Linked DNA regions of Homo sapiens: region 2 is linked to region 1. A link is a loop called in an ENCODE intact Hi-C map of the cell type or tissue named here. Cell type or tissue: PC-3. All regions are shown on one strand. Each heading gives the region's core, and the rest is flanking DNA. Links, peaks and the distances in the headings are about the cores only. Region 1 has its middle 110 kb from the start of FEM1C. Region 2 has its middle 35 kb from the start of FEM1C.

Region 1 (5,389 bases), core at 105-5,104:
GCCCAAAAATTTCTTTTAAAAGTGATTGCATATAGAAGAGGAAGGGTGAGACTGAGGAGGGAGAGAGATTCCCAAAGTAGGGAAGAATTTCATTCTGCAATAAAAGATTTTAAAATTAAAGGTAAACACCTGGCTGAGTAACCTAGTTAAGGGACTTCCAGGAGACAGCAGAGCAACACATTTTTGTGTAAATAAACTATTTGCAGAGCCTCCCTTGGTTTGGAGAGTGTGGAAAGCTGAAGACAAAATGAGAAACACCCTCATGAAAAGGAATAATGTCTACAAATGGTGGGGGAAGAGCCCTTTAGGGCTCTTTTTTTCCCCAGCTTACTCAGGACAAAATGTAATAACGACAGCAGAGGAGGGTGTATCATATAACTAACGAGGCCTAAGTTTCAGGTTTCCTGAATTGCACCAGCTCCTTTCAAGGCTCTCTAGCTAATTTTATATTTCTATATGTTTTCTTTTTCTTAAGGAAGGCCTCCCAGATTAAATAAATTTCAGTGGGCAAAATATGGTTTGGCCCCTGAGTGTGCCAGGTAGAGATTCTGTAGCAGAGTTACACAGGTAGGCCACTCTGATGTGAGTCATGGATGAAATGCTTAAATGTGCTTCTTTTACTTTGATGTGCAAGAAGGACCATATGTATTTTTTATAAATCAACCTGATTTCCATTTGGAAGCCCCACTCTGCTAGGTGGTACACACACACACATGCACATGCACACACACACACTACTCCCAGGATGGCTGCTCTGCCCATGCTTGAGACTCAGCAATTGCTGCTGGCACTGAGAACTCCAGAGCATGTGTCCTCGTCTCTTCCAGCACAGCATGCAACCATCTCCTTTGAGCATTAGCTGCTTCCTTGAGCTCTTAGAATGAAAGGCACATTCTCTGCTTGACATTCATAAACCTCTTCTGCTATGGGAGAATAATCTCCTCTTCTCTAACAGTATCCTCCAAGTCACTCGCCTCTTCTGTCAACCTTATCCTCTTTCTTATTCTTTTACGATAATCTTTTGGTGTATTATCCCATAGTATGATGATTAACAAATCAAATATTGGTTTGTCTTTCCATGTGGCAGAAGGCCCTGATCAGCAAACTCTCCCCAAAAGAGAGGAGACTTTACATTAAGTTCTTTTAGTGCAGACAAAAAAGAGAGGGGAAAGCAAACAGTATGATAGTTCCATAAGATAGAATGATTATTTTTAAAAGGCCACACGTCATCGTTTGTAGCTAATCTTGCCTCATCAGTTCTCCAACCACTGGGAGAAAAGGCTGTTTTAAGGCAGAAGAGAAAGCCTCTGATGAATTTAGATGGTGTGGGGGGATATTGCAATGGAAGACTACAGTTCACACAAAAGGAAGTGCTCATTTCTAGGCTTGATCCTGGGGCCAGTGAAAAACTCTCTAAGGGAGTACTCCCCTTGCTATATATGGTTGGCCCAAATATAAACCAGGCTTGTTTTTCAGCTTCATACTTAGTGAGTCAATATTTGCAAAAATGCTGCAAATATCACCTTATGGAAATGTTATTACAGTGTTCTTGTGGTTTACTTTTATTGTTTGCTTGTTGTTTTTCTACTCCAAGTTTATTATAAGGCCTCTTTCAGGCAGTTTTTCAGCCTAATGTAGAATGGTATGGTTCAGTGCATAAACAGCCATACACACCCTCTCATGTCCAGAATTGATCAAGTAAACTCTGACTTCTCATTTCCTTAGACAGGATTGCCCCAGTCCCAAAGGGAAGGAAAGCTGGCACAGTAGGTATTTACCCAGTGTGGTATGCAGGGGTAGTGCAACCATACTGTGCAAAGGCCCCAGCACAAAAAAGAAAAGTGCACTCTTTCTACAAATTGGGGCCAGTTCTCTGTTGTTTCTGTTCTGTTTGTTTTTGGCGCAGTTTCCTGATTCAGATGAATCCATTTTGCATTAACAGAACAAACAAGTGCATAGAAGGGACTTGTGCTCAAAGATGTGATGTTTAGATTCAGTGATGAATTAAATCTTTTAGGGAAAATGAGCCTCTCTTAGGGTTCCTCCTGAGGGCTATATAAACTCTGTGATACTAATCTAGCAGGGTGTCTATACTCCTGAGGATTGATAGCTTCCTGTTCAGGTTTGTGTGCCACCAACTCGCCCAAACAACTCTCTTGCTAATAATGTTTTAGATTCCCCTAATAATACCCAGCTTAGGCCTGAGCATACCAGATAAATTGAAACAATAGTTATCAGTTGATTCTACCTCTCTATATTCAGCTTGTAACTAACACCCCAGAAGAGAAATTCCTCCTGCATTAACCTGCTGACACTGGCCACGATTTCAAGCATACTTTGAGTTTTCTATCACTCTCATTGTTTTGTATCTCAGAAACCCACTGGTGCCTGTCTCTACATTTAATCATCTGACATTTGTAAGCCTTCAGTAATAGCACCATCAAGTTTACCCAGGATGTTTACCATCAGTTACTCATCACAGTACACCTGCAGGGCAGGTAGCTGTTGGGACTGCATTTTATAGGACAGGAAACATACCCCAAATGATGACACACAGGGAATCTGAGGCAGCACCATGATCCAAATTCTAGATACTAAAGCTGTACCTGACCCAATACAGTAAATGCTAATGCGTTAGGTGGATTTTCATCACTGTATAGTTGACCTGTTACTCAAAGCACTGCCTTCTCTAGAAAACCTTTTTCCAACCACTCCAGTCCACAGTTACTCTCTCTTGAAGCAACCTTCCCCAGCTCCTTCCCAAACTCCAGACATATTTTCTTTGTATATTATATTCATATTTAATCACATCCTCTCTGTATGGTCAATCGTTTTCAGGTTATATTACTTTCTTTCTGGAATATGATCTCCTCAAGGATACTTGGATTTGTATTCCTCCATCATTCCTAGCACTGTGCTTATTCCCAGATGGGCCTGAAAATGCACTCTCCCGTGGCCACTGCTGGCCTGGCTGGCTGCTGAAAACGATAAACTGAACTAGGATGTGCTTCTCAGCTTGACCCAAAAGGAACACATAGACTACCCACTGCCAGGTACTGCCTCCCTGGTGGACTCCTCTGAACCAAGCAGGTAACAGGCATTGCCTCCCTGCAGTCCTTGCAGAAGTCTTGTACTGTAACATGCCCTCTTGGCCTCACAAGTTCATGTGTAAGCAGTTCATGAGCTAACCTTGAAGTGAGCACCCATGAATTGCCAGCTTGCCCTGGGGAGCTGGGCAGCAAAGACAGAGCTGAGTAAGGCTGGCCTCTGTGTTCAAACCAACAAGCTCAAGAGTGTCTAATTATTTCTAGAGACGCTGCTCTGCTGTGGCAGGTCTACACCTGTCTACTCAGCAAGCATCCCATTTAACTTGTACATGCAGGGAAAGCAAAAAGGCATGTTCACTTTTACAAAAGGTAAACATGTTCAAAGTAGAACATTTGGGAAATAAGTCTATAAAATTATAAAGCTATCCATTTTATATTTAGCCAAATATAAAATTGATATTTATCCAAATATAAAATTACAACGCTATCTCTGGTTGTTTATCTCACCACGCAGAGATAAACAACATTAACATCTTGGTATATTCTTTCTAGCCTAATTTTTCTTTATAAAATATTTTTCTCACATAGCTGAAATTGTACAGTTTTATAACCTGATTTTTTTCACTTGACATTAGGATTTCACTTAGCATTTTCTCATGCTTCTGCTACTATATTGTTCATATGTCATGTTAATATTACTGGAGTGTGCTACTGAGAAACCTGTCCCAAATCATTCCACTGTAATTTTTTCAGGAAAGAGTCAAACCCTCTTCCTGCTGGAGAAAATAAATGTCATTTCTCATGACAAACCTAAGGTTTTCAGCTATATAAAAATGGCCTGTGTGGCTGACTACTGATGCCCCACTCTTATTTCTCTGGATCTAATCACTTGGAGAAATGGTAGACTTTTTTCTTGCCAGCTGACAGTTTCTCATCTAAAGCACCAAGACTTTCTTCTTCTCTGCCTTGGGGTTTTCTCCAAGATTCAAAGCCCCAGAAGCAATCTTCAACCAATGAGTGGAGAGTTGGTAGATAAGTACCCCATTTTCTTGAACCTCTTTGGCAAGGTTTGGAAGCCATTCTACTCAGTTACTCTAAGGTTCCTGGAAAGACCAATCCCCAGGTGCCCATTTGGGTGGAATTCACATACCATTGACATTTTCTCCTTTCCTGTCTCGCTGTTCCCACTTAGTCAGTGATGCACCCTGAGGCCCACTCCTGAATAACTACCCAAACTTGGCCTTGTTTCAGGTCTGTTTTGAGGGAGGATCAGACCCAAACAAAAACAGTTACCTAAAAGCTTATCAAGAAAGAATGTAGAGGAGAAAAATATTGTTTCACATCTGGCCAATAAATTATTTACTACTACTAATCAGGTGCCCTATGTGGAAAATATAAGAGCTTACATCACTAACTTAGACTGTCTGAAACCTTCCTTTCTGAGCCATCCTTATTCCCTTCCAGGTCCTTTGAAAATTCTGTCCATAATTTTACGCAAAAATAGAATGGTAGTTCCCATTTCTTTGGTGGTCATTCTTTAGAACACACTTATTGTTTGTCTTCAGAGCTATTTAGAAACAGCCCTGTCACCTTCAGTGGCTGTTCTGTGAAGAATCTGGAGGCACACTAATTTGAAATGTCAGTGGATTTAAACAGATTGAAGTGTCTGTTAAATCCAACCAATAGGTTAATAGTCTTTGTTTATACAGCTGTGGTTTGATATAAACCTGCAGGAGCAGTTGAGTACCACATAAATAACTTACTGAGGAGTGCTTAAGGCCAATTCATGAAGCAATAGATATTTCAAATAAATCAGAGAGCCAAAGAGTCTTTGAAACCTCAAACTGTTTACAAAAGAACTGAGACTTTGTCTTCCCTCACAAAATAATGTGAACCCTTACCACACTTCTGGACATTCTCTACTAAGAAGGATTTCATATCCCAATGATTTAAGAGCCCAGGGCCCTTCCCTATTGCCTTTTTCTTAGGACCCTCATTTCCTATACTAGTATGCCTTTTTCTCCTTCAGTACTTGCTTTTATGCTACTTGTTATTTAGAAACAGATCAAAATCTTTAGAGGCTAAGTTACAGGACATCACCCATTCCTCACTGATACATAATTGAAAATCAACACAATTCTGAATCACAAAATAAGTATAAGAAAGACAACAAAGTTCTGATATTTCTTGTGATGAGTATTTTGATACTTTTTTGAAATATCAAATATATTTCAAAAATATTTCTTTTCTACTACCTTCTGCATGTGCTGAGTTTGCCTATTCAATAACTTTGCCAGTGACACATCTGAGATTATGAATAAGTTTCCAATGTAGAATTATGA
Region 2 (5,389 bases), core at 172-5,171, 80 kb after region 1:
TGTAAAATGGAAATAATGCACCTCCTTCACAAGTTATCATGGAGAGTCCATGAGATGTGTCTGTGAGGGAGCCGAGCCTAATGCTTACATGGAAGTGCTCAGGGTATATTCGTTTCCTTCCATCCTTCAAACTCTATAGCTCTTTGCTTTTCATCCATCAAACACGAAACAATGATTTGGCAGGCCATATAGGCTTCTAGAGCATCAATACACAGGCTTTAAAGGTTTGTTTTCTGAGCTTCACATAACCAAATGTATTACATCTAATCAGCCAGAGATGCAGTCTTCTTTGGCTAGAAACAGTCTCAGATCTTGAAAATACATTGCCTTCACTGCATTTTATTCTCAGTGCATCACTAAAATGACAAGCTGCTTTCCTCAGAATGTATCAGGAATTCTGTTTCTTAGCAACACTCCTCCCACAGGCAATAAAAGACAGAACATAATTCCTTTGAGCATTAGGAGTCTGCTCGTAATACTGAAAATGTGGCCAATTTCCCCTTATATGCAGAATTAGAAATCAGTTCTCCATGTTTGAAAGACAATACAATTGAGACCCTTCAAAGTATAGCTTTTGAAAAGTTTAGCAAATTTCTTATTCTAAGGCCTGCTATTTCAGGCCTTATTTTTAATGATGTTACAGAATTTTACTGCATTAGGTCATGATTCAAAATTAAGAATGAAGCATTTCTAATTCTAAGCTCTTTCCTCCTACTACCTCTCAAATTTCCCATCTTTTGAGAAAGTATATCAACATACTCATTTTGACTATCAGCTGCACTCTTCAGTTTTGTATTCCAGATTTCAAAAAATAAAATTTTATTTTTATTTTTTTGAGATAGGGTCTCAGTCTGTCATCCAAGCTGGATTGCAATGGCATGATCACAGCTCCCTATAGCCTCAACCTCCCAGACTCAGGCAATCCTCCCACCTCAGCCTCCTGTGTAGGTGGGACTATAGGCTTGCGACACCATACCCAGCTAATTTTTAAATTTTTTTGTAGAGGTAGGGTCTTGCTATGTTACCCAGGCTGGTCTTGAACCTTTCGGCTCAAGGGATCCTCCTGCCTCAGTCTCCCAAAGTGTTCGGATTACAGGCATGAGCCACTGCATCCAGCCTACATTTTTAATCAAGTATAAAATAAGCTCATTATAGACATAAAGTTTGTTTAAAGGTTAAAATCCAAATACGTCTAGTGTTTATATTAATGATTCACTTTTCCATCAAATAATAATACTATTACTTTTATTTAGAAATTATATGCCAAGGGCCGGGTACGGTGGCTCACGCCTGTAATCCCAGCACTTTGGGAGGCTGAGGCGGGCAGATCACGAGGTCAGGAGATCGAGACCATCCTGGCTAACACGGTGAAACCCCGTCTCTACTAAAAAAAAAAAAAAAAAAAAAAAAAAATTAGCCGGGCACGGTGGCGGGCGCCTGTAGTTCCAGCTACTCGGGAGGCTGAGGCAGGAGAATGGTGGGAACCCGGGAGGCGGAGCTTGCAGTGTGCTGAGATCAAGCCACTGGACTCCAGCCCGGGAAACAGAGCCAGACTCCGTCTCAAAAAAAAAAAAAAAAAGAAATTATGTGCCGGGTACTCTACTTAGCCTTTTAAATGCTTTATTCTCTCCTCATAAAAACCTTGTGGGAAAAGTATTAATTCTCACTAACCATGGAACTGAGACTTAGAATAGTCAATTAACGAGGTCAAGGCCACACAGCTAGTAAATAGAGAGCCATGTAAATAATATATTAATCTTTACTCTCCAATATTTATTTGTTCCCTTTTTGTCTTTATTTTGTGCTCTGCTCGTCACTATCTTTGACCTAGTTTGTTGAATCTAATTGAATGAATAAAACCACATGTAAGTTTACACTTCTAGAAAAGGTGATATTCAGTAGTTTACCAAGGACATTTGAATATATCCAAAATTAATACTTAATCCTTTTACACTGTCATTATATATTGCAAAGATCCAGAATTAACACTTAATCCTTTTACACTGTTATTGTTGGTTGCCAAGAAGATATGTTGAATGAATTCAGTGTAGTAAAAAAGTTTCAGTGAGCTATGAGTTATTTCAGATAAGATTCTCATCACCAGAGCCAAACTATTTTTCATCTGTTTGACAATAGGGTGATTTATCCCATCTTCTCTATGTCTGCAATTTTGTCATGTCCTGCGAATAACTAGGTGACTAGCAAGCAAAACAAATTTGGTCACAATTATTTAAAGTGTGCTGTCATCTGATGAATCTAATTTTTTCTTAGACACGTGACACTTGATGGCTTGCATGTTCTATGACTAAAAACAGTCTTGCCATTATAATTTAATAAGCCACTCCTTAACTTCAACATGAACACTCCAGCAAATGCACTATCTGTTATGCTGTTGGCACAATCCAACAAAATGCATTATCATTCAGCTTTATATTAAGTAGTGTCTTGGGAGAGATCTCTCTCTTTCCATATATATAGAAATATATGAGTATGTAGATATATAGGTATTTCTCTATATATTTACATATATGTATATGTTAAATGAAGTGTCTTAAGGATAAAAATATAATAGATATTTAAAAGAGTGCTTATGATGAAAGAATGTCTTAAATACACATTTCTTCCTTTAGCTACCTTGGGATAGTAGTCCATTGCTAGAGGCATATGACATTATTTTAAAGGGCCATTAAACATTAAATGATTCATATACAAGTAAATAAGAATATAAATAAAAGTTGTACTTTATACACTAAAATAACGCACAAGTGAATTTTTCTAATAAATTAAAGGAAATGCACTATACAAGCTCTTAACCTCCTTGTACCCTGGACCTTGCAGGAAGGTTTATTTGAGTTAGGACTGCAGTCTGTGACTACAAAATGAAGACAGGCTCAATGGCTCAAAAGGTTCTCAGTCCCAAATCTTGGCCTCATTACAGGTTGCTCTAAGCAACTTTGTTTTCTCTTGTGGCAGAGGAATGACACTGTTCACATTCAGAACTGAATTCTATGGGCATACCCAGGGTCACATATGATTCTCAGCACAATTATAATTCTATACTTTTCTGATCTATTAACAAAGTGTAATTAAACTTTGGGGAGAATGTCAATATAAGAATGTTCTTAAATCAACTGTGATTTATAAAACAGCAACTCCCTTAATACTTGGTACTTATGATCCAGCATAGTTTGAAATGACGGTGGTGGATTAGCTTAGTACAGACAATTCTCCCATTCCAAACACGTGGAAAAGCTAGATACATGCACAAAAAAAAATTATTTAAGTAAACGGCTAAGCTTGAAAGGAAAATCCATAAATTTCAAAAATGAAGAGGGTTATTCAAAGTCAGAATAGTAAGTGTATGAGAAAATACCAACTTTAATGGGGGTGAGACCATCTAATGGCTAGGGACTGAGGTTTTAGCACCTACAGAAGGCATCTCCTTGAGACTCAGTTAAACAGAAGCTGAAACTTATCTGAAACTGAATTTCACATAATTGCAGGAACTCTGAAAAGACTATTCCTTGCATAAAGGGAGCCAAGAAAACTTTAGTTTTCAAGTCCAGGGACACAGCAAGAAACTTCCATTGTCTGCCCATTACTCTGGGTTGGGTTAAAAACCAAATGCTCCCATTAAAAACTGGAACTTTAACCCTGCACTTGGTACACTGAATCCAAATTAACTCCATCATCTTCATATAAAATGCCCAAGATGGAAATTTAACATAAGAAGCTGATTCTGGAATTGCTGGGGCCCTGATTACTGTGATGGAATTCTCCCAAAGCCCTGGGCTTACAGATTTTCACTTGGAGAAATGCTAACTGCTGAGCATACCTACAAAAATACAGTGACAATCTACATGAGACAAGTATCCATCAAGCAGTGAGCAGCACTACAACAGGAGGATCAGCACTCTAAGAATTTGAGGTAGCATAATCAAAGGAGACCAGAAAGTAGGGAAGTTTTAAATGATATGTAGAAACTGAAGACAAACAAACAAAAAAAATGGGTAAACTTGTAAAGAAGAAATAGAACTTCTAAAAATAAAAATACAGGCATAGAAATTAAAAAAGTAATAAATGTTAGCAGACAAGATAGGAAGTAATATCATTTGTGAATAGAAGATTTAAGAAAATTAGAACCAAGTACAGAGAGATAGAAGATATGTGAAAAATTAAGACACAAAGAACGGATTGGAAAAGTCTAACAATATGCCTAATAGAAGTTTCAGAAAGAAAGAATAAAGAGAATGAGAGTCCATAGAAAGATATAATGAGTAATAATTTTCCAGAACTAAAAAGAAAGACATGAGTCCACAGATCAAAGAATCATACTGTGGTCACAAGCGGAATAAATAAATAAATCAAAAACAGGTTTCATCATAAACTGAAAAATGCCAAAGACAGAGAGAGAATATCTAAAAGAACATGAGAAAAAAAAAGATTACTCACAACGGAGCAAAGAATGACTGAACTCACTAGCATCAGAGGGCAAAAAACAATAGATTAGTATCTTCAGATTAGTATCTGAGGGAAAAGTAGCTCCTGGGGCTGCACCATGGCATCCATGGGAACCCTCGCCTTTGATGAATATGGGCACCCTTTCCTCATCATCAAGGATCAGGACCTCAAGTCCTGTCTTATGGGACTGAGGCCCTTAAGTCTCATATAGTGGCAGAAAAGGCTGTAGCAAATATGATGAGAACATCACTTGGGCCAAATGGGCTTGATAAGATGATGGTGGATAAGGATGGTGATATGACTGTAACTAACGATGGGTCCCCATCTTAAGCATGATGGATGTCGATCATCAGATTGCTAAGCTGATGGCGGAACTGTCCAAGTCTCAGGATGATGAAATTGGACTTGGAACCACAGGAGTGGTAGTCCTGGCTGCTGCCTTGTTAGAAGAAGCCAAGCAGTTGCTAGACTGAGGCATTCACCCAATCAGAATAGCTGATGGTTATGAGCAGGCTGCCAGCGTTGCTGTTGAACACCTGGACAAGATCAGTCATAGTGTCCTTGTTGACATAAAGGACACTGAACCCCTGATTCCGACTGCAAAAACCATGCTGGGCTGCTCCAAAGTGGTCAAAGTTGGCACCAACAAATGGCTGAGATTGCTGTGAATGCTGTCCTCACTGTAGCAGATATGGAGCGGAGAGATACTGACTTTGAGCTCGTCAACGTAGAAGGCAAAGTGGGCGGGAGGCTGGAGGACACAAAACTGATCAAGGGCGTGATTGTGGACAAGGATTTCCAGTCACCTATAGGTGCCGAAAAAAGTGGAAGATGCTAAGATTGCAATTCTCACATGTCCATTTGAACCACCCAAGCCAAAAACAAAGCATAAGCTGGATGTGACCTCCATAGATCATAAAGCTCTTCA

What was found. Hi-C counts contacts between places; a loop is a spot of excess contacts. Peaks named below come from ENCODE experiments on the same cell type or tissue, not always from the same donor. Only the 100,000 strongest peaks of a DNase experiment are listed, where the experiment ranks them.
Region 2: it touches region 1 in a loop (3-fold over the local background); 3 of 110 quality-filtered maps call a loop at or near these places.

What each region holds. Positions count from the first base shown.
Region 1 is chr5:115,428,080-115,433,468 of GRCh38, forward strand. No RefSeq gene overlaps it. Among named protein-coding and RNA genes, the nearest start is that of FEM1C, 110 kb to the right of the region's middle. In PC-3, for the core only: no CTCF peak of the experiment used is centred there; DNase peaks (open chromatin) are centred at 1,572 and 2,482; H3K4me3 peaks cover 616 bases; H3K27ac peaks cover 4,126 bases.
Region 2 is chr5:115,507,519-115,512,907 of GRCh38, forward strand. It overlaps the pseudogene CCT5P1. Among named protein-coding and RNA genes, the nearest start is that of FEM1C, 35 kb to the right of the region's middle. In PC-3, for the core only: no CTCF peak of the experiment used is centred there; no DNase peak of the experiment used is centred there; H3K27ac peaks cover 418 bases.